Regions from separate parts of the Mus musculus genome. Here region 2 is linked to region 1. A link is a loop called in an ENCODE intact Hi-C map of the cell type or tissue named here. Cell type or tissue: heart. All regions are shown on one strand. Links, peaks and the distances in the headings refer to the core of each region. The heading gives the core; the rest is flanking DNA.

Region 1 (11,058 bases), core at 1,515-9,514:
GTCTTAGATCTTCCAGTAAGCAGCTGGCTGGGCTTGGGCAACATTTCCAGTCTCCCTGAGACGCAACTATTCTTTATCTGCAAACCCAAATCTCAAGAGTTTAAATCCTCCGTCATGTTTCCCCTTAGCTCTGAGCATCCCACAGTCGGTGTTTTCCATCAATAAAGACATTGTGTGAGCCTTGGAGGTTCAGCCACAGCAACTAGCAAGGATCAGTGGTCAGAAAGGGAGTAATAACTTAAGCATGTTGGATTAGCAGCTGAGGACACATGAGGAGAGCATCTCTCCCAAATTCCATGCAGCAGTTTTGTCAATAGGAGAGGCAAGCATGGGGAAGGGGTCGTTTCCAGGAAGGGCAAGGCGAACCAGAATGTCATCCCGACTCAAGGCTTTGGAAAGAAGGAACAAAGAAGTGCAGAGTGAGAATTTTACTGTTAAGAATAAAACACAAGCTTACCCGAGTCTGTGCATGAATAGAAACATCTAGCCAGTAAGACACATCTGACCACCATGCCACATACTTCTCTTGACTCTGAACCTCTGTTGCAGTGGCTACTAGATCAGATCAGATCAGATCAGATCTATCCCTTCAGGTCAGATCAAGCAACCATGACCTTCAAGTCCACAGAGTTCTCCTTGGTAGCCAAAGTCTAAAGTTGACTCACAGAGGTGTTAAATTTGACACCTGAAGCAACACTGAGATATTACTTTGAGTGCTTCAGCCTGAAGGTTCTAGGTGGGATGGGGGAGATGATGATGAAGCTAATTTTTCTTGGAAAAAACATGTTCCCAGAAGAGCAGATTCCTGCCAGAGAAAAAACGGGAAAGGGGGAGAGGGGTGGGGTGTGCACAACATGGCTACTTCAGCTATAGTCTGGACAAGACATGGTGTGTCTGTGTTTTGTCTCCTTGCTTACTTTGCAGTGAGAAAAAAGGTTATAGCTTTTATACACTCTGTATTTCTGAAGCATTTTACATTAAAAACATATTCTTTTTATTAAAGAAATAAGCAATAAGTAATAATGGTACAAAGTAAGAATTTTATAATTCTCCTAAAGTATGTGGATTTCTTTTAAAGCATGATATATGAAGTAATGTGTGTGTGTGTGTTTAGGGAAACCGTAGTTAGCATAGAACTTCAGAGGAAAAAATGTAATTATTGATTTCTTTTTCCTTTAATGAGATATTACCTAGGAACCACAGCCAAGGTGTGGCTACTCAGGTCACTTAACCGTTAGCCCCTCTTCACATGTAAATCGAAGGCTTCTAACTGGCCAGTATGTTTTCTCCTTCTCTAAGAATGGTCCAAGACTGACATAAACCCTTACTTGGAAAATTAATTGTTTCATCTTGGTTCAATTTTATTTCTAAAGCTATCCACAAGCTTTTGGGATAGACTACCCCTAAATTTAGTCCATCACATTTACTACACCATAAAGCCACACGGTCTGCCTGGGTCTTAAAACAGACTCTTCTCCTTACGCATTTGAAACTCAGTTTCTCTTCCTTGGTCCAATGAGATGGAGGAGCCTGGCTGGCAGTTGTTAATTTGCTCTCCTGATATCTGTTTGTTTTGTTGTTGTTGCTATTTGGGTTTTTGTTGTTTGTTTGTTTTATTTGTTGGGTTGGTTTTTGTTCCCCCATGCCCCTATCCCTAGAATCAATGTCTTCAACTTGCTTCCTTGTGCACACACTCTCCAACCCTTCCTTGTTATTGTCCTCTTTCTATAAATCAGTTAGCACACACATATTTTTAGCTATAGACTCAATGTATGTTATTTAATAAGCATCTGTCCTATGATGAAATCTATGCAAGGGTTAGTTCCTTGCCATGGATGGCACTGTCTTAATGAGTACAATACAACACTCCTTACGATAATAATTTCTGGAGTGCTAGATCCCCCTGCCCCCCAGCTTTATGCACAATTAGCATCTCTACCTAGATGTTCTCCAACCACCAACCTCTCTTAAAGGAAGTCACTGTTAGCAGATGTCTATGCTAGTTCTTCTAGTGAGTTCTAGCTTCATCCTAACACCACACACACACACACACACACACACACACACACACACACACACATTTGTTTCTTGATTTTTCAACCACCAGTAGCTCTGACTTCTCTCATCTTTTCTCTGGGTTAACTTTTTTTTCATTTTAATAGGCGACTCTATATTTTTAAATGATTTAATTACACCTCTACTTCAGGATCCATTAGCTTTAAAATAAATAGTTTCGGACCTTCATACTCATAGAGAATTAACATGTGAGCTAGTGCCTCAGGACTTCTGTCCGGGGGTAGCTTTTCTTTTACACCACCAGAGTTTGTAACAGTCAGATTCTGTTTTGTAAGTGGTATGACTTCTGATATGATTAATTTGGAAATAGTACTTGCTGAAGACACAAGAAGAAATGATACTTAGCCACCCTTATGGCATTCAAAATAGAATATTCTGAGTATGTCCTTTGAGTAGATTGTCTGTTCCCGAGTTCCAGCAAACCCTCACAATCACACAACAATTTCTTTCCTATTAGAGTCAAAACATTTGGGGCAGTGTTATAAATACTGTAATTGGTTGTAAGAAGTTGAAGCTCCTTAACTTAAGGAATTTGCTGCTGAGATACAGAGTAAAGTGAAAGAAAGGAAAAACCAAGAATAAATCCTCCGAGGTATTTAGATTGTGAAGTGGGAGAGAGTCAGTTATTCCAGGTGGGAGAAGAGAAACAAAAGCGAGAGACAGGGCACCTTGACTGGCAGCTGCATCTCGGTCCTATGTGATGGCAGAAGGTGGTTCTTAAAAGCAAAACCGTGGCACTGTCACTGTCACTGGAATAAAGAACAGAAGCCGAGGAGAGAGAACAGCATTTGTTGTTTGTAATAGCCCTTGTCACAGTTTCATCAGTGAGTAATTTGGGTAATTATCCATTTGATGCTGTCCTTCCCCACCAGATTTTATGTCCTACAAAGAAAACTTAAAGATATTATTTCTTCTGTGAATCCAAACATCTTGGGCAGTGTCTAGAGCCTGATAAGAACTTAGTGACTTAATATTGTTAAATAAAGAAATGCTGGGAGCTTCTGGGATATACACTGTTTGTGTTAGTCCTTTAAGAAGTATTTACAAGTAGCTGAGTTACAGATTAGAAGAGGGACTGCTCTTCCCAAAGACGACATGTTATCCCGGAGGATACAGTCCATGCTTTCTATGACCGCTGTGTTGACAGAAAGGCTACCTGCCTCTCCAGATCACAAAACCAGAGCTGGATCCTACCTTTTATCTACCTGCTGCCCAAACAACTGAAAGTATACCGTTAGCTGATCCAAAGTACTGGCTGGAAGCATAAACTTCCATTGCTCTTCGTGACGTCATTGCAGAAACCTGGGTGTGTCCGCCGTTGGAACAGTATTCAACAGCAGCCCTAATAAGTCCTTTGTAAAACTTGCTGCTCCCCCAAGGAATTCATCCTTCTACTCCCTCCTGTCTGGACATTTTCGTCTTCTGCAGAGGTAGTTACTCACTCACGCCTCTGTCTCACGGTCTAAAGTATAGGGCTAAGTAGCAGCAGAAAGTTCCGTCCCATGGTGGTGTTGTGATAGCCTAGCACAGGGCTGGGCAAACAGGAAGTGACTTACTGAACCTAAGTAACTCTCAATAAAGAAAATCTGTGACATATAAATGTAACGAGTTTATTATGCAAATACTCGCTCATTTTCCAAAGAGATACTTTGTATATATGTCTAGAGTACCACCCCACCCAAGCAGAGGAGGAAAGAAAAAACAATTAAAAGAGCATTGGCTCTCTAAGCCAGAGAGAAACGTTAAACCCCTTTTCAAATGAACCTATTCAGGGCCTCGTCTGTAGGGTATAATATTTCTAAATCACGTTATGACAAAAGAAACAACGAAGAGTACAGAAATGATCTTCTCTAAGTGCTGCTTCTTTCAATCAAGCAAGAAGAATGTTAACCAGGAGGGTTCCTCCCAAGTCCCCCTCCATTCCTCACCCATGTCGGATATTTACTTTCATTTTGTAGGCGCTGTTCACAGCCAGGCTTATGAAATCTGGAATTCATCTCTAGACAATAACTAATCCTTACTGATTACCAACAAAAAAGTCAACAAAGATATTTTCCTGTTTACGTTCTTATCAGACTGTATCAGAACCAGCTGTTCTCAAGTTTGTTGTTGCTGCCTTTTTTTTAATCCCAAAGGATAAATTCTCCACACTATTCTCTGAACACATGCATACAAACCTGCCTCTTAATACATTCTTGCAATTCTAGCTGAAGTATTTAAATGGGTGGGGAGGAGACCCCCCATACTCTTCTGTGACTCAAGAATAGAATGTCCTACCTCTCAAGGTTGACTCTCCTTTCAAACTCGGGATATACTAGAATCTGCCCCACCTCGGCAGTGTCCTGCTTTGCAAGGGTGCCTCCTGACTCTGCTCAGAGTGTCTGTGTGGAACTTTGTGCTATCCGATGTAACTTTAACCTATAAAGTGGAGACAACGGTAGGAATATGAGGATGTTGCAATTTCAAACCAATAACAGGCGACCTCTCTGCTCTGCTTCCCATCAACACCAACCTCCTGTGAGATAAGCAGTGAGTAGTTTGCCTTCTTGGAAGAGAGGCATAATTGTTGCATTGCCAAGGAGGCAAGAATGTGTAGTGGTCCAGCCAACGTGGCTTTGTGGAATGTGCTGCTATCCGAGTTGCTATATAGCTCTGGGCAAGCAGTTAACCTTTGGTGTCTCGGCTACTTCATCTGTAAAATAAGGATAAGAGCTGTGCACAGGTGTGATGCCTGGACTAATTAGTATAATTATCATTATTGATGGGAAAATAATGCTGGTCACTGATATCATATCTCATATTAGCACTAGGAATCATTTTTATTTCCTCTACACAGGATCCATTTTATAGAAGTCTGTAAAAAAAAATCTGATGACAAGAGCCATTTGTATTCAGAGCCTGGGATGGTACAGTCAAACCAATAGTATCTACCTAAGCTCAGCTCCTTAGGAGACATTTGTGATCATTTGTATTTAGAAATTTTCTAAATGTAGGCTAAATATGTACACTACAGAAACTCTAAGAAAGTTCTCATGGCTCACCCTCAAGTAGTAAGCTCCACGGCAGAAGAATGCTTCCCAAGTCAGAACGAGGCAACAACATGACCTTCTAGAACAAGTCTAGATGGAGTCCCAGAGTTTAGAGAAATCAAAGCCAACTCCAAGTGTATCCTGAAGACATTGTTCATATGTCCAACATCATCCACTGCTATGTGGCTATCTGCCCCATAAGGACCCCAGGTCAAGCAGCCAAACACCAGAGCAGACAACAGAACTTCAGATGCCATTGTTTCAGGGCTGTGGGGACAATAAAGTGGACCTTACTTCCACCATGGTACAGCTAATGACTTCATGCATCAATGACAGTGCAATTGAGGAAATTAAAAAAAAAAGTCTTTCTCTTGATTCTGAGCTAAATATTTGAATTATTCTTCCCGTGATTTTTTTTACATGTTGGCAAAAAGTGACAATGAGCCATTAAAGGAAGCATGGAAGGCTGAAGCTACCAAAAAGGTCAATGCTCAGTGCCACAACGATACAGGCCTCTGGATCCCTCCGAGTAGACACACATTGATGACAGGAAACCTTAACTCCGGCTGTGAGTGAGTCCTTCCCGACTGGAATTCTCTTTCCATGAGCTGAGCCAACACTAAGGCTCAAATTTCCAATGTCTGAAGCCCAAAATTACCTTCCTGTCACACAGAGACCTCTAACTTTTCCCTCATATTAACTTCAGAATTCTTGGTAACAACTTCTTCCCACCAGAACCATTAAATCTATGACCGTTCCTGCCTTCACCTATCAAATGAAACATACCAATTAGCATTTTTAGCAGATGTGTACTACATCATTAAACTCGATTAGGAATCCCTTCGTGATCAACATCCATCTCTCTGTGTCTTGCTTGAAGGTTAATAATGTCTGACTGACACGGGGGAAGGGACTGTATTTATGCAGTGAAGACCTGGGTGTGACATCCAGAGAGAACACTTCTGCCTCAGTCCACTAGAGGGCGCTTTCCCAAGATGGGAGAAGGACCAGAAGCAGACCCTCAGTTCCTCGACCTAATGACTGCCATTCAGAGGTTGAGAGGAAGCAGCCTCAGCTTAGCTGGCTCTCTGTTCTCACCATCTGTGGTTTCTCTTTCTAGTGATACCTCTCTCCAAATGTCAGAAGTCAGTGATGGCTAGGTCACAGGATGGTAGCAAGAAAAATTGCCCTATTGGGCTGTCTAAAATAAACATCAGGTTTCAGTCTTCAAAATCGATGTTGAGTGAGATTAACTAGACCATAATTCCTGAGTTTGAGACGTCCGTGGATTCTGCAGCCTTGTGTGTATGGCAGAGTGAATGGCGCGTGTATGTTATGGGGAAAGTGCCTGCATTATATATAATGCATAAGGAAATGTACCTAGCCTTTAGCATACCAGATGTTTCTGCTTAGAAGCCTGAGTTATCTGGGAAATGTAGTAGGACATTTTGCAGTAAATACCCTACTTGATTGACTTGTTTTGAGGCCTCACCACTTAGGCTGATTTAGCTCATTTAGGAAGGAATATAAATTTTAGCAATGAAAGACAAAGCCTACACATTTCCTTTTTTCCTATGTTTTATATTTCATAAAAGGGGTGGGGAATGGGCCTGTTTAGGTGAGCTCTATGTTGGTGGTAAGGTGAAATGCAAGACATTTTCCCTATCTGTAATATTGTTCAGTGTAGCAAACCCTTTTTCTTGTTACAGTACAGTAAATGGGGTGTTTAATTTGGAATTCAATGTAGTCGTGAGTCAAGGTGCAGCAGTTTTATTACAGAAATACAATTTTATTGGAGGCTGAAGATTTAATCTACACCTTACGTAGAGAGCCATAAATGGCAAACCTATTTTACATTTTGCATAGCATCTGATATATGTAATTCCTGGACTAATTTTAGAGTTTGAGGCGGCGGAAGAGTCGCGATACTTAGATTTAAATTCCTCAACGCCTCAGCTACAGATGACATTTTCAAATGAACATTTTCCTGCTTCTTAGTCATGGGTCTGAAGCCACTTCTTCCCTGTGGTGACTAAGCTGTGTACCACATTCCTTTTGCAGCTCTCCGACTAGGTGAGCCACAAAGCCACCCTGAGACAACCTCGAATTGCAGCAAATGCATCCTTTGTTTAAATTTGTCTGGGAGGTCATTCAACTTGAAAGTAAGGTGCCTAGATGATGTGGGCACTTTGCTTCAGATTGTTCTTAATGTGTTGTGGTCATATTTTTATCTGTTCAGATATATGTATTGAGAATAAAATATTTGCAATGTAAATTTTGAAGGATTGAATAGGAAATAAATGTCAGATAGTATTAGCTGGAAAACTAGAACTACGTTTGAATCCAAGTTCCAAATTTGATGAATAATGCATTTTCTTACACACACACACACACACACACACACACACACACACACACACACACGACAGCCTTTCCATCTGTTTGTCTTTGAAGCAATATCCGGAAATCAACATTTCTTACCGCTTCTTCACCACCAGGTGGCGCCCTTTGTTTATGGACATCTGTCCATTCCCCCCACCCCCAAAAGATGCTTCCAGATAAATAGCTCCAGAGCTAAAATACTGTTGCAAACACAAAAATTTAACGTACTGAGATAAAAAAAAAAGCTAGAGCTTTTCAAGCATTGGTATAATAAACCTTGCTTCAAGACTCCTCTTGCTACTAGATTTAAGAGCATCACACATTTTCCTATTTACAATTCCATATCCAAATAGCTGTTGTGTGTGCCATAAACAGTGTCCCAGCAAGTCTGCTTTACACAGCGCTATCATTTTATACTTGTAGATGTTTGGCACCTGCACTCAAAAGGAAAAAAAAATCAAATTTCTGCTTTAGATTTTTTTTCCTGTCTTAAAAGCCTAAACCTCATAGAAAAGAAAATGTTTTTCCTTAGACAAAAGAGAGTGGTGGAGCAGCTGTCAGTAGGAGAGAGTCAGCTCTTCTTCCAGTCAAGTTCTTTTCTCTTCAATTGAAGATCTAGTTAGGGGCAGTCTGAGACCATCATGGCTTTGGTCCTGTTAAAACAGTTAATCTGAGCTAAATGCTATTGACGAAGGTACATTATCTCATAATGGTATTTTAAAGAAATTAATCAAAACATAAACAAAAGGCAATGATATATTGTTTTAAATCAGAACCTCAATTCGCTTGTGGAAAGGACTGTGGAATGAGTTTACCTGAGCTAGCTTCCAATGGCCAACCTTGCCCTGGAAAGGTTGCTTATTCACAATGAAATACTCTGTGCCACCTCTGCCTTGGGTCCGTTTCTTAAGGGCGATTATGAACCACGAGGCAGGAAGGTCTATTAATGACAGACTCATTTGGTATCGTCATAGAGCTCCATTTCTCACTGACGCGCCGTTTCCATTGCATTAAAAAAAATTTTTTTTTCCCTACAGGAATTTTGCTTTCCTTGTGCTCAACACCTTTGAATTTTGCTCACGCATCTGCTAAGCAGTGAGTAGAAGATCTGTGCGTGTGTGCTTTGTTTGAGCGCCCCCGTGGCCTGAGAAATTTGGCTCTCCTGCTGGTGTACAAACTGGTTCTGTAACGGGGAAGTTCAATGCATGAGCCCTTATACAACAGATGCAGCCTCACCATCTTCGGTCCGCTAGCACACAAGAAAATGGTGGCACAGGCAGTTAATGCACTGTGCCCACCAGATCTGCCCTGGAGAGGATTCTATTCTTCAATCTCAGAATCAGGCTGCTATTTTCAAAGGCTGCTAGGCAGTGGCGTAAACGGGTTTGTTTTGTTTAAATGTTCTGACCGACTGTGTTCCTGTTTGTGGGTGGGTGGGTGGGAGGGTGCGCGAAGCCCGAAGCCGAATCCGCTATGAATGTGTGAGGGAGTGATGGGTCGCTCCAGTCAAGAATAAACACTCCGGCTGAGAGTGAAAACAAACCTGACTCTGAAGCACACTTCCTGGAACTAAATGTTCACAGAGCCGGTGATGAATTTGACCTCAATGGCTTCATCCAATTCAGCATTCACTGCTTCCAAATTGGAGTTGAGAAACTGTAAACACTTGGCCGGGGTTGTTTGTTTTATTTTGTTGTTGTTGTTGTTGTTGTTCTGTTTTGTTTCCTAACATCCTCTAAAAAGCAAAAGCAAACCTTTGCTCAATTTTAACCTTGGAATCTCCTGCTCATTCATGCCTTCTTTCTTTCTTTCTTTCTTTCTTTCTTTCCTTTTTTTTTTTTTTTTTTTTTTTTTTTTTTTTTTTTTTTAGCTAGAAGGGAAGAAAGCAAAACCAACCTTCTCTTCATTTCTTCTTATTTATCAGAGCTTACAAATGCTGCCGTGGCTCTTTTTAAGTGTGGAAATTCTCATTTTTTTTTTTTCTGCAGCATTTCAGTCTCACACAGAATCCTTGGGGATATGGCAAGGAGCTAACCAACTGCACATGGGAAATGAGACTGGGTCTTGGCTGGAAAAGCTGCAGCCTTGGCTAATTTTCCACTGAGAGCAGAAGTCACGAGTGACTTTGTTGTTGTTGTTGTTGTTGTTGTTTCTAGCGTAATGACTTCAGCTTGTCACCGAGTGGTGGTAGGATCAAATTTAGACCTATGAACCTCCTAGAGCGTCCCACAAAATTTAATTTGACTTCTCTCCATAAACATTTTCACTGTTTTCAAGTGCGTCATAAACAGGTTAAAGTTTAAAGAAAAAAGCCCACATCCAGACAGAATTATAAAAGGCTACTGTCTACAGATGAGAAATAGCCCTGTTAGACCCACCAGCAGGTTACGTAATGTGTGCTGTAGACCACCAGGGGCTGATCTGAAAACACTAATACCTTTTTCACGGAACCATTAGCTAGAGTCAAACACAGTGTCAGCGTGAAAAGATAGAAGGTTGACCCAACTGCCTGTATTTGTGAGCCTTTGTTTTCCTTCTTGGCACTCAAAGCAGACATCAGCGTGTAATTTTATGATTTAAATATGTTACCTGATATACTGTTTTCTCATCTCTTTGAGCATAGATGCATTATTTTGTGATACTATCTAAAGCTGACTTGTCAGTGAACACTAAAGCTCTCAAGAGAGATGTGATTTAAAGCTAAGAAGAAGCAGTTAGCAGTCATTTGTTCTGTTCTTACATTTTGAGATCACATTAATGGATTTATTCTGAAATGTAAATCTTAAAAGCAGTATCTGCCTCCAATCTTGAAGCGTAGATCTGGAACTCACGGAGTGAGTGTGCCTAAGTTTCCGGCCTTGAGCGACCAGTCATCATATAAAACCTATTCTACATTGTAGCTATTTGCTAGGCCTCTATGTGGCCCAGTATTATTTGCCCTGTGGCTCTCAAACAAAGCCAGCCCAAACCATTCAGGACTGCAGCTGAGCAGTAAAGCCGTGTCAGCGGCCCCCAGTCAGACACCACAAGAAGGATCATGTGATTATGTAGTCCAAAAATTAAGTTTCGTGTTCTTAATTGGTGCCATATCCTGTCTAAGGTCCGCGGTGCCTAAATCAAAGGGACACAGGAACCTGCACGAGAGAAAAAAAAAATCAGCTCCTTTCATCCCCTGGCTCAAAGGTTCTTCCCCTCAGCACTAATTTTGGTTTGAACACTTTCAGGCAAAGACAACAGGAAACAGTAAACATGGCAACACCGTGAAAGTAATTTGTGAATGTATTCTTTCTCTTCGTGTTCAAAGGGTGAGCTCTACAGGCATCAGAGGAAACCGCTGTACCATTAAACTCGGGGCTGACGAAAACAGCCACCCCTCCAGCAGAAATGGGGACCCCCATCTTCATTTCATAAATCTTCCCCAAATATGCCAAAGCCAGGAACTGACTGTCTGTCACATCAATGGCCCAAAGCCTGGGTGCGTCAGCGCAGTGTGTTCAAAGGGGATCGAGAGTATCTATCTGGCAACAACTTTGGGAGCAGGGAGGCAATTATAACTGACATCCAGATGTCT
Region 2 (11,058 bases), core at 1,886-9,885, 71 kb before region 1:
AAGCAAATTCACCCAAGAGGAGTAGACGGCAGGAAATAATCAAACTCAGGGGTGAAATTAACCAAGTGGAAACAAGAAGAACTATTCAAAGAATTAACCAAACGAGGAGTTGGTTCTTTGAGAAAATCAACAAGATAGATAAACCCTTAGCTAGACTCACTAGAGGGCAAAGGGACAAAATCCTAATCAACAAAATCAGAAATGAAAAGGGAGACATAACAACAGATCCTGAAGAAATCCAAAACACCATCAGATCCTTCTACAAAAGCTTATACTCAACAAAACTGGAAAACCTGGACGAAATGGACAAATTTCTGGACAGATACCAGGTACCAAAGTTGAATCAGGATCAAGTTGACCTTCTAAACAGTCCCATATCCCCTAAAGAAATAGAAGCAGTTATTAATAGTCTCCCAACCAAAAAAAGCCCAGGACCAGATGGGTTTAGTGCAGAGTTCTATCAGACCTTCAAAGAAGATCTAATTCCAGTTCTGCACAAACTATTTCACAAGATAGAAGTAGAAGGTACTCTACCCAACTCATTTTATGAAGCCACTATTACTCTGATACCTAAACCACAGAAAGATCCAACAAAGATAGAGAACTTCAGACCAATTTCTCTTATGAATATCGATGCAAAAATCCTTAATAAAATTCTCGCTAACCGAATCCAAGAACACATTAAAGAAATCATCCATCCTGACCAAGTAGGTTTTATTCCAGGGATGCAGGGATGGTTTAATATACGAAAATCCATCAATGTAATCCATTATATAAACAAACTCAAAGACAAAAACCACATGATCATCTCGTTAGATGCAGAAAAAGCATTTGACAAGATCCAACACCCATTCATGATAAAAGTTTTGGAAAGATCAGGAATTCAAGGCCCATACCTAAACATAATAAAAGCAATCTACAGCAAACCAGTAGCCAACATCAAAGTAAATGGAGAGAAGCTGGAAGCAATCCCACTAAAATCAGGGACTAGACAAGGCTGCCCACTTTCTCCCTACCTTTTCAACATAGTACTTGAAGTATTAGCCAGAGCAATTCGACAACAAAAGGAGATCAAGGGGATACAAATTGGAAAAGAGGAAGTCAAAATATCACTTTTTGCAGATGATATGATAGTATATATAAGTGACCCTAAAAATTCCACCAGAGAACTCCTAAACCTGATAAACAGCTTTGGTGAAGTAGCTGGATATAAAATTAACTCAAACAAGTCAATGGCCTTTCTCTACACAAAGAATAAACAGGCTGAGAAAGAAATTAGGGAAACAACACCGTTCTCAATAGTCACAAATAATATAAAATATCTCGGCATGACTCTAACTAAGGAAGTAAAAGATCTGTATGATAAAAACTTCAAGTCTCTGAAGAAAGAAATTAAAGAAGATCTCAGAAGATGGAAAGATCTCCCATGCTCATGGATTGGCAGGATCAACATTGTAAAAATGGCTATCTTGCCAAAAGCAATCTACAGATTCAATGCAATCCCCATCAAAATTCCAACTCAATTCTTCAACGAATTAGAAGGAGCAATTTGCAAATTCATCTGGAATAACAAAAAACCTAGGATAGCAAAAACTCTTCTCAAGGATAAAAGAACCTCTGGTGGAATCACCATGCCTGACCTAAAGCTTTACTACAGGGCAATTGTGATAAAAACTGCATGGTACTGGTATAGAGACAGACAAGTAGACCAATGGAATAGAATTGAAGACCCAGAAATGAACCCACACACCTATGGTCACTTGATCTTCGACAAGGGAGCTAAAACCATCCAGTGGAAGAAAGACAGCATTTTCAACAATTGGTGCTGGCACAACTGGTTGTTATCATGTAGAAGAATGCGAATCGATCCATACTTATCTCCTTGTACTAAGGTCAAATCTAAGTGGATCAAGGAACTTCACATAAAACCAGAGACACTGAAACTTATAGAGGAGAAAGTGGGGAAAAGCCTTGAAGATATGGGTACAGGGGAAAGATTCCTGAACAGAACAGCAATGGCTTGCTCTGTAAGATCGAGAATTGACAAATGGGACCTAATGAAACTCCAAAGTTTCTGCAAGGCAAAAGACACCGTCAATAGGACAAAAAGACCACCAACAGATTGGGAAAGGATCTTTACCTATCCTAAATCAGATAGGGGACTAATATCCAACATATATAAAGAACTCAAGAAGGTGGACTTCAGAAAATCAAATAACCCCATTAAAAAATGGGGCTCAGAACTGAACAAAGAATTCTCACCTGAGGAATACCGAATGGCAGAGAAGCACCTGAAAAAATGCTCAACATCCTTAATCATCAGGGAAATGCAAATCAAAACAACCCTGAGATTCCACCTCACACCAGTCAGAATGGCTAAGATCAAAAATTCAGGTGACAGCAGATGCTGGCGTGGATGTGGAGAATGAGGAACACTCCTCCATTGTTGGTGGGATTGCAGGCTTGTACAACCACTCTGGAGATCAGTCTGGCGGTTCCTCAGAAAACTGGATATAGTACTACCGGAGGATCCAGCAATACCTCTCCTGGGCATATATCCAGAAGATGCCCCAACTGGTAAGAAGGACACATGCTCCACTATGTTCATAGCAGCCTTATTTATAATAGCCAGAAGCTGGAAGGAACCCAGATGCCCCTCAACAGAGGAATGGATACAGAAGATGTGGTACATCTACACAATGGAGTACTACTCAGCTATTAAAAAGAATGAATTTATGAAATTCCTGGCCAAATGGATGGACCTGGAGGGCATCATCCTGAGTGAGGTAACACATTCACAAAGGAACTCACACAATATGTACTCACTGATAAGTGGATATTAGCCCAAAACCTAAGATACCCAAGATATAAGATACAATTTCCTAAACACATGAAACTCAAGAAAAATGAAGACTGAAGTGTGAACACTATGCCCCTCCTTAGAAGTGGGAGCAAAACACCCTTGGAAGGAGTTACAGAGACAAAGTTTGGAGTTGAGATAAAAGGATGGACCATGTAGACACTACCATATCCGGGGATCCATCCCATAATCAGCTTCCAAATGCTGACACCATTGCATACACTAGCAAGATTATGCTGAAAGGACCCTGATATAGCTGTCTCTTGTCAGAGTATGCCTGGGCCTAGCAAACATAGAAGTGGATGCTCACAGTCGGCTATTGGATGGATCACATGGCCCCCAATGAAGGAGCTAGAGAAAGTACCAAAGAAGCTAAAGGGATCTGCAACCCTATAGGTGGAACAACATTATGAACTAACCAGTACCCCGGAGCTCTTGACTCTAGCTGCATATGCATCAAAAGATGGCCTAGTCGGCCATCACTGGAAAGAGAGGCCCATTGGACACGCAAACTTTATATGCCCCAGTACAGGGGAACGCCAGGGCCATAAAAGGGGAGTGGGTGGGTAGGGGAGAGGGGGTGGGTGGCTATGGGGGACTTTTCGTATAGCATTGCAAATGTAAATGAGCGAAATACCTAATAAAAAATGGAAAAAAAAAAAAAAAAAAAAAAAAAAAAGACATTGCTTGACATCAGAGGACACGAGTCCCTGTCCTATTTCTAATATAAAAATCACTCAAAATTCCAGTGAGTGACATGGCCCATCTTCAACTCAACTTGCAATGGACATTTGGTGTAAATATTCAGTGATGCTCTTGGCATCAAAGTTACAGAATATGGAAAATCGCTCGTCAGAGTTCACTGCTACATGGTCTCAGCTATATTGAGTTACCTTGACTTGGTTAATATATTTTAGGTGGGTGAACATTTGGGCCAGGGATGACACACATGATCTGCTGTCAGCTATGAGTGAGTTCTGATCTATATGTGGTCAATCAATCCTCCCCACTGAGGGCTGGGGGACGAGTACATTAGAGAACAGTATTGGAGACAAAAACACCCGAGTTTGCCTCCTGGTTACATTCCTTATTAGCTATAAGCCTTTGAGTAAGTAGTCTAACTTTCTGGGTTTATGATTCACTATACATAAATGGCTGTAATTGTTGCACACATCTTTGAGTAATCTTGTTGGGATCAAATTGAGGTACTCTGAGCAGTAAAGTGGTTATCACACTAGCTACCTGCCATATTTTCAGAAAGTGATGGAAACAGAGCTGTTTGCAACCTTGCTTTGGAGGCTCATTTGAGCCCCTGTGGCACCAACGGGATGCACAACTGTGCTGGCTTCGTCTTCCATCACGGTCTGCCCCCTGCGGTGTCTCTGAGAGCAGCTGATCCTTCTCACTCGTTTTTAGGGCTTCCGTCTTCATTTTCTTCTCTTCTTGTATCAAGGGTTGGTTGCTAGGGAGAGATTCCGAATACAATAAGGCATTTCCTAATGAAGCAGGAGCTCAGGTATGCCATAACAGTGCACGTCCTGATAGTGCCATCCCCAGGCTTCCTGGAATCTGAAGGAGACTCTAGAAGGATCTCAGGGAGGAGGCAGAGCCTCCAGGCACCAGAACACAATTATCATGGTTGTTGGGTCTTGGAGCCATGGCAATATACAAACTCATAGGGGTATTTTTATAAGACTAGATCAAGTGAGACTAGGCTAACCCACTGATCTTAGTCCCAATTCCTTCATGGTCATAGGACTTTACCTTTTCATTTTCTCTTTTTTGTATGTCCAGTCTTTGATATAGCCACTGTTAAACATGTCTTTGATACAGCCATTGTTAAACATTACATTCTCTATGTAAAAACACCTCTTCTTTCATGAAGAGAAGTCAGAAAGAGCCTAAACACAGGAGATTCAAGACAAGAGTCTACATTCATTTTCTGGGTCTGTTCTAACAGAATACCAGTCAGTGGCTTGTTCTCAAGACCATCAACCTGAATGAAACCTTCAGGAGAAGACTCTTTTGTTGTCTTCTCCAGTTTTCTTAGTTGCAGACACATCTTGGCCTGTACCCTCTATGTCTTTCTTCATAGAGGGGTGTCTCCTCTTACAAGGGCACAACCTGCATCTGTCTCCAAAGTGTTGGAGTGACAGGAGTAAGTCACCATGGCTAGCTTAGAATTTTGACATAGTTATTTAGGGGTGAGGGATCGACCATGCACTAGACCTCTGTCCTATTCAGGTAGTCCTTAGGTAGAAAACATGGTGAGAGCATCTGTCCTCAGGCTTAGAGGTATGCTTTTTAAAACTTATTTATTTGTTTGTTTATTAAGATTTATTCATTTATTATAATAGCGGACACTGTAGCTGTCTTCAGACACTCCAGAAGAGGGTGTCAGATCTCATCATGGATAGTTGTGAGCCACTATGTGGTTGTTGGGATTTGAATTCAGGACCTTCAGAAGAGCAGTCAGTACTCTTAACCACTGAGCCATCTCTCCAGCCTCTAGAGGTATGCTTTATTCAACCTCAGGGTTTACCATCAAAAGTCAAATCCCCCTCTCAGTATCTCGTACTTTTAAAGCTAAGCCACGGTTCAACAGACTTTGTATATGCTTTATTTGAGGTCTTTTTTAAATTCATGTTTTCATCTTATCTTGCTTATGTGGTTGTAGCCTCCAGCACAGGCCCTAAGGAACTCAGAAACACCAGTGCATCCAATAAGCCTCTAAGAATCATACTGAGAATCAGCGGGCAAGGCATTCTAACAATCCCCAAATGTGTTTTTAACACTGTTATTGTTGTTTTAACATTGAATACACTTACCCAGGAAATCCAGGCTTCTTTCTGAAGCATTCCAACTGCTGTGTTTATACCCGGTTGCCACACAACAGTTATTCCTACTGTGTTTTAGTTGGCAAGGGCTGGAGGAAGGGTTTCTGTAGCCAAGTAGCCTCAGATAGGGAATCTTTCCAATCCCTGGAGACCTGGCCCAGTCCCAGAATCAATAGTTACTGAAACACGAGCCAAAGCTGTCTCATCCAGGGCTTCGGCTAACCTTGGACCAAGCCCCGATTTAGACCCTAAATCCAGATAGGAAGAGCCAGCTGAAAAAATAGAGCCCACCCACGGTTACAGATAAATAAGTAAAAACTGCATATTTTTTCCATTAGGAGAAAGGGGGAAATTCTACAAAAGATATATTAAATTATACATTCCCTTTCCTCTGCAAAACCTCACATGCAGCCATGTTGCCAATCTCCTGAATTAAAAATGGATAAACACGTCTAGTATTTTACTATCATTGCATATTATCTAGAACACAGAGTACAGAATTATGTCACCATCACCGAGTTCTTCTCCTATTTCCATACGTGTTTCAAAGACAACAAAATAGAAATATAAATTATTTAAATAGCAGGGTATATATCACCCATCTTTCTCCATGGGATGCATTATTCATTCACTCTACTAACTTGGAGTATAATAACATTCCCCATGCCCTTGGATTCTCAGGTATGTAAGTCAGATGTGCCTGTACATAGCCCAGGAAGACTTTGTGCAGCAATTATGGTTCAGTGTGACATTTGATATAAAAACAGCATATTGGGCTTGGTGATATAGCTCAGTAGTAGTGTGTGCCTAGCAGATGCAAGACTCTGAGCTCCAACTGGTACCACACATACATAAAGCTTACGGAGGACAGTGTTATGGTCATATATAAATAGTGAAGTTTTGTCTTGGAGGAAAAAAAATTAAAGCAGTATAGCATGTTCTATAAAGGTTTTATCTTCGTGTTGCTCATAAGCATGGCTCCAGCAGCAGTATGAAGTCACACCAGCAGCACGTGCGACACTGGACTTACTTTATTCTTTGATGTGAATAGTATTTGTATATATGCATATGGGGTCTGTGTGTGTGTGTGTGTGTGTGTGTGTGTGTGTGTGTGTGTGTATGTGTGTGTGTGTGTAAGTTGGCCTTGGGTGTTTTCCTCCACTTAGGTTTGTTTTCTAAAGTGAAATCCCTCATTGAACCTGGGGCTCACTGATTCTTTTAGTTTAGCTATCCAGCATGCCCCAGCGTTTTCCCTTTCTCTGCCTCCCAAGTGCTGGGATTACAACAGTTTACCATAGCTGCTCTACTCTTAAGTGGGCGAGAAGAATCTGAACCCTAGTCTTTAGCACCGAGGTTTACTCAACTACACAGCACAAGGTTCATTTCATTCATTGAGCTACCTCCTCAGCCTCTTACATGAACACTTAAAAATCAACTCAACTGTGTCCTTACGAGTCAGACAGCTCTTATGAACAGCTCATTGTGAGTACTCTAATAGTTTTGCTGTGACGAGGGTGGGGTTCTGTTCAGCAGTTCCATCTCTCTGTTTTGCCCTTTTGCCCAGTGAAGCATTTCTGATGACCACTTTCTCCGACATCCTGTCCAGAGAAAAGCTGCCCTTGTTCTCTTTCCTGACCAATCAGCACATTACACCTTTCAATTCAGGATGCACAGGGGAGCTGTGGTTCCCCTGGAGGTAGGGTGGAGGCAGGCTACAGAGTAGAAAGGAGGATCAGAAGCAGGCAGAGTGAGACCAAAGGCAGGGAGGGAGGCGATACGGAACACAACAGGCTTTATCAGGAAATGGCTCTTCTGGACTCAACTGGAAAATAGAATCAAACACCATGATTAAAAAAAAATGTAATCCATGGTAAGAAAGTCTAAAATAATTTACACCGGGCATTAAAGTGTTTTGCGTGAGAATATAGCATGATGTAGACAGCCCAAGAATTACGTCTTTCATTAAAAGGTTTGCAACTCACTGTGCTTTGAGAGAACTCTTCGCAGTTTTTCTGCCTTGCGATGGTTTTTTATTTTAAACACTGCCTTCGCCCTAAGGACTTAGGAATGCAAATGCATGGGAGTCGCGCAGCCTCTGGGTTTTGACTTCATTGTTGCTGCCTACTAATCACCCCCGTTTTACCTGCTCGTGTCCAGGTCAAAGGCGAACAGTTATACCACCGCTGCCCCTCAACCTCATGTACCCCGAACTCGGCTATAAAGTAAACTGTCAATTCTTTCTTCATTATTCAGAGTTAACACTCACTAGTTCAAAGCCCACATGAGATCCTGCATCAGGGATGATATACATTAAGGTTGGGGATTAAAGGGAAATCAGTTACATGAAAGAAAGGTGTTTTTGCTACAAATCTTAGGTGCATGTGTCAAGAAGTATATTCATTGCCTACTTTAAAAAGAAACCAGGACAACTCCCAGAGATATATACCTGCATCTGGCCTGCCTTTCCATGAGAACTTTTCCTGTTTGAAGTGGGGCGAAGGTTAGGAGGCAAGCATCTCTTGATGGAATTCACGTGCAACTTTTTTTTTTTTCTAAATCAAAGTGTAATTCTGATATAGGCACTCGTGAAAAACAGAAAGCATGTTTAGACAGCAAGAGCCCTGTGCTTAGAAGCAAGACAGACAGACGTGGGGGAGCTACAAGATGTGATCAGCTGAAAATTCAAAAGTCCCTTCTGACCCAAGGACTCCATCATTTTATTGATGGCTGCCTCATTATCTTCAAGATGTGGCTGATCTGTTTAGAGTGACTATCTTCTCTTTGGACACAGATCTGGGGGCTGCCTAATATGAACCAGGGGACCTGTTACAAGTTACTCGCATTTTAGGAATTATTCCGTTAAATTCCGTTAAAGTCACTCCAGAAACCCAGAATTTCTGGGTTCTGCTGTTTATCATCCTTATCACCACGACTCACTACATAACTCGGGCTATTTGAAAGCGAGTTTTCGAATCTCATGCAATATCGAATACAGAAACCACTGTGATTATATTCTACACAATGGCTGGCGGTCCTTTGTATAAAATGGCAAAACAAACAATAGCTGCATTGTGGCTAAGCAGTTCGCAGCATATAAAAGGAAGGTTGTGTGCAAATTAAATGTGTCAATATTAATTTGCAAAATGCCCATGTTCTGCAACAGGTCTGGCTTGGGAGGCCAAGTACCTTCGGATCTCTATGATTTTACTAATGTCCTCCCTGCTCCCAGCACAGTATCTGGCATGTGGGATGGGTTTGATAACTCGGTCTCACACTGGGTCTCAAGCATCCTCACCTCTCTCTCATGCCTCTCCTAAGGTACCCTGAGCCTGCTGGTTCTCAGACATTACAGTGGGAAGGTCAGAGAGGATAGGTCTTCTATCCCATGTGTTTCTGGCCTCCTCTTTCTCTGATCAAGGTTTGATAAGCCAGGGTGTTATCTGAGCACACCCCCCCACCCCCGAAGCAGATGCGTGTGAAATTCATTTCTGCCTTTCACTCAGAGTCAAGCATTGCTAGAAGACTCTGGAGGCCTGGGTGGGGCTGTGTGATCTGCAAGCTTCTGGGTAAAAGCTCTCTCCTCCTGCAACTTGCTGAATATTTATGTGGGTAAAAGAAATAGTGAAAAAACCCCTTCTGTCTCTTCGCTTTGCACCCAGCTCGGTCATTTCATCATTTCCATCTGGCTTTGCTGTTGTATAACAAAACATCAAAGTGACTTGGCAAGGCTCATCCTACAAATATGCTTTTATTGTCTGCGTCCGTTCAGCTCCGTCCTGTCAGTAAAGGAGAATGTTTTATTGTGGTTACTGTCACTTGTTTCATGGCAAGAACTAACCTAGCAACTGTTCCCAGCCATGAATAAATCTAATGGTTTTATAATTGAGGAAAAAAGAAATATGTATTAACCCCTTCCTTTGGGCTGGCAGCGCTATTGAATACAATCTTCTTTCTAGGCATCTAAACAAAATGAAGGTCAGAAAAAGCCATCAATTTGCTCACGATCACATAAGGCTTCAGAGAAGCTCATGACAGTGAGTCGGGATCCGCACTCTGGTCATGTGACAAGGGCACCTCAGCATGCTCCATACAGTGTTTAGACTTTTGCAAGCTCATCAGACATACAGACCCACTAAATACCAGCTCTGCTTACTCATCTGGACGGGACTCATTTACTCAGTATTTCTCTCTCTTATAAAGAACATACAAGCACCCGGACTTTTAAACAATAACAAAAGCAGCAGCAACAAGGACAACAACAGAGTTCTGCCTACTTCATAATGGCAGTGGGGAGACTCAATTCAGAATAGTATTTTGCCCAATAGGACACATTGGTACATAAGCATCTTTCATGCTGATCTTTAATACCACTAACAGATTCTGCAGACATTGCAACCAGAGACCCCTTGAAATACCCTGACAGGCAGATGAGAAACAAACTTAAGATAAGTTAAGATGTAAGAACAAGACACCACAAGATTTATGGTTTTGTTTTGTTTTTTCATTTCGACTGGGATAACCTAGTTTTAACTACACACAATACTACATATTGCCCACTAGTAAGTGTTTGTCTTAGGATACCACAGAACTCCAGAATGTGCTCATTAAGTCTTTGTTACACACCAAGAGGCTATTGGCTGTCAGGGGAAGGTGAGCAAGTGAGTGGATTATCAAATGGGCACTAATAACCTTCTGCTATAGCAAAATATACTCTAATGATGTCAGAACAAGAAACAGTGGTTTCTAAAATACTTTTATTTACTTAGAGTATAATAATTTTAAAGTTAATAAATTAAATAAAGGCCATATTCAATCTGTGTCACAGTGACTGAATAATTGATTATAACTTGGTTTCATATTCAAGGTCAGAATATATAAAATGGTCTTGCCAAACAAGCCAGCAAAAGTAGACAATTGTTCCATTTTATTTGTGTATATAATTTGCAGTACTCAATGCTTGTATTGATGAGAGTTTTCCTCATAACAGGTCATGCAGAATTATCAATAGGAATTCAAAGAATGCTGCTAAGGTATGAAATTACACAAACCAATGAGTGCAGAGTAAAGGCCCTGGAGGTGGACAGCCTATTGGATTTTTTCAATGGAAAATTATGTGTTTATGATGTGTCATTTTATAAAGTTATTGTGATGGAAAATTAAATCTCAGTTTGAAAGAGATGAATAAGGGTGAGAATAATTTTCATCTTATACAGGAATTTTACCTTTTCTTCTAATGGCGTTTCTTCTAAGCTGCTAGTTATACATGTCAAAATTATGCACATATATGCACATAGAAATGTTGTAAATACATGTTTTTCTATACTACATTCTTAGTATTTACTTCAGATTCATGTCAAGGGA

The links. A loop is a pair of places that touch in the nucleus more often than their neighbours do. Peaks named below come from ENCODE experiments on the same cell type or tissue, not always from the same donor. Only the 100,000 strongest peaks of a DNase experiment are listed, where the experiment ranks them.
Region 2: a loop joins it to region 1, with 2.4 times the contacts of the local background. A loop is called at or near these places in 4 of 42 quality-filtered maps.

What each region holds. Positions count from the first base shown.
Region 1 is chr2:75,147,723-75,158,780 of GRCm38, reverse strand. The region is part of intron 2 of 2600014E21Rik (a long non-coding RNA gene); the gene reads right to left. Among named protein-coding and RNA genes, the nearest start is that of Gm13652, 15 kb to the right of the region's middle. In heart, for the core only: CTCF peaks have their summits at 6,079 (motif pointing right) and 7,608 (motif pointing right); no DNase peak of the experiment used is centred there; H3K4me3 peaks cover 538 bases; H3K27me3 peaks cover 46 bases.
Region 2 is chr2:75,219,346-75,230,403 of GRCm38, reverse strand. The region is part of intron 2 of 2600014E21Rik (a long non-coding RNA gene); the gene reads right to left. Among named protein-coding and RNA genes, the nearest start is that of Gm34401, 61 kb to the left of the region's middle. In heart, for the core only: no CTCF peak of the experiment used is centred there; a DNase peak (open chromatin) is centred at 5,813.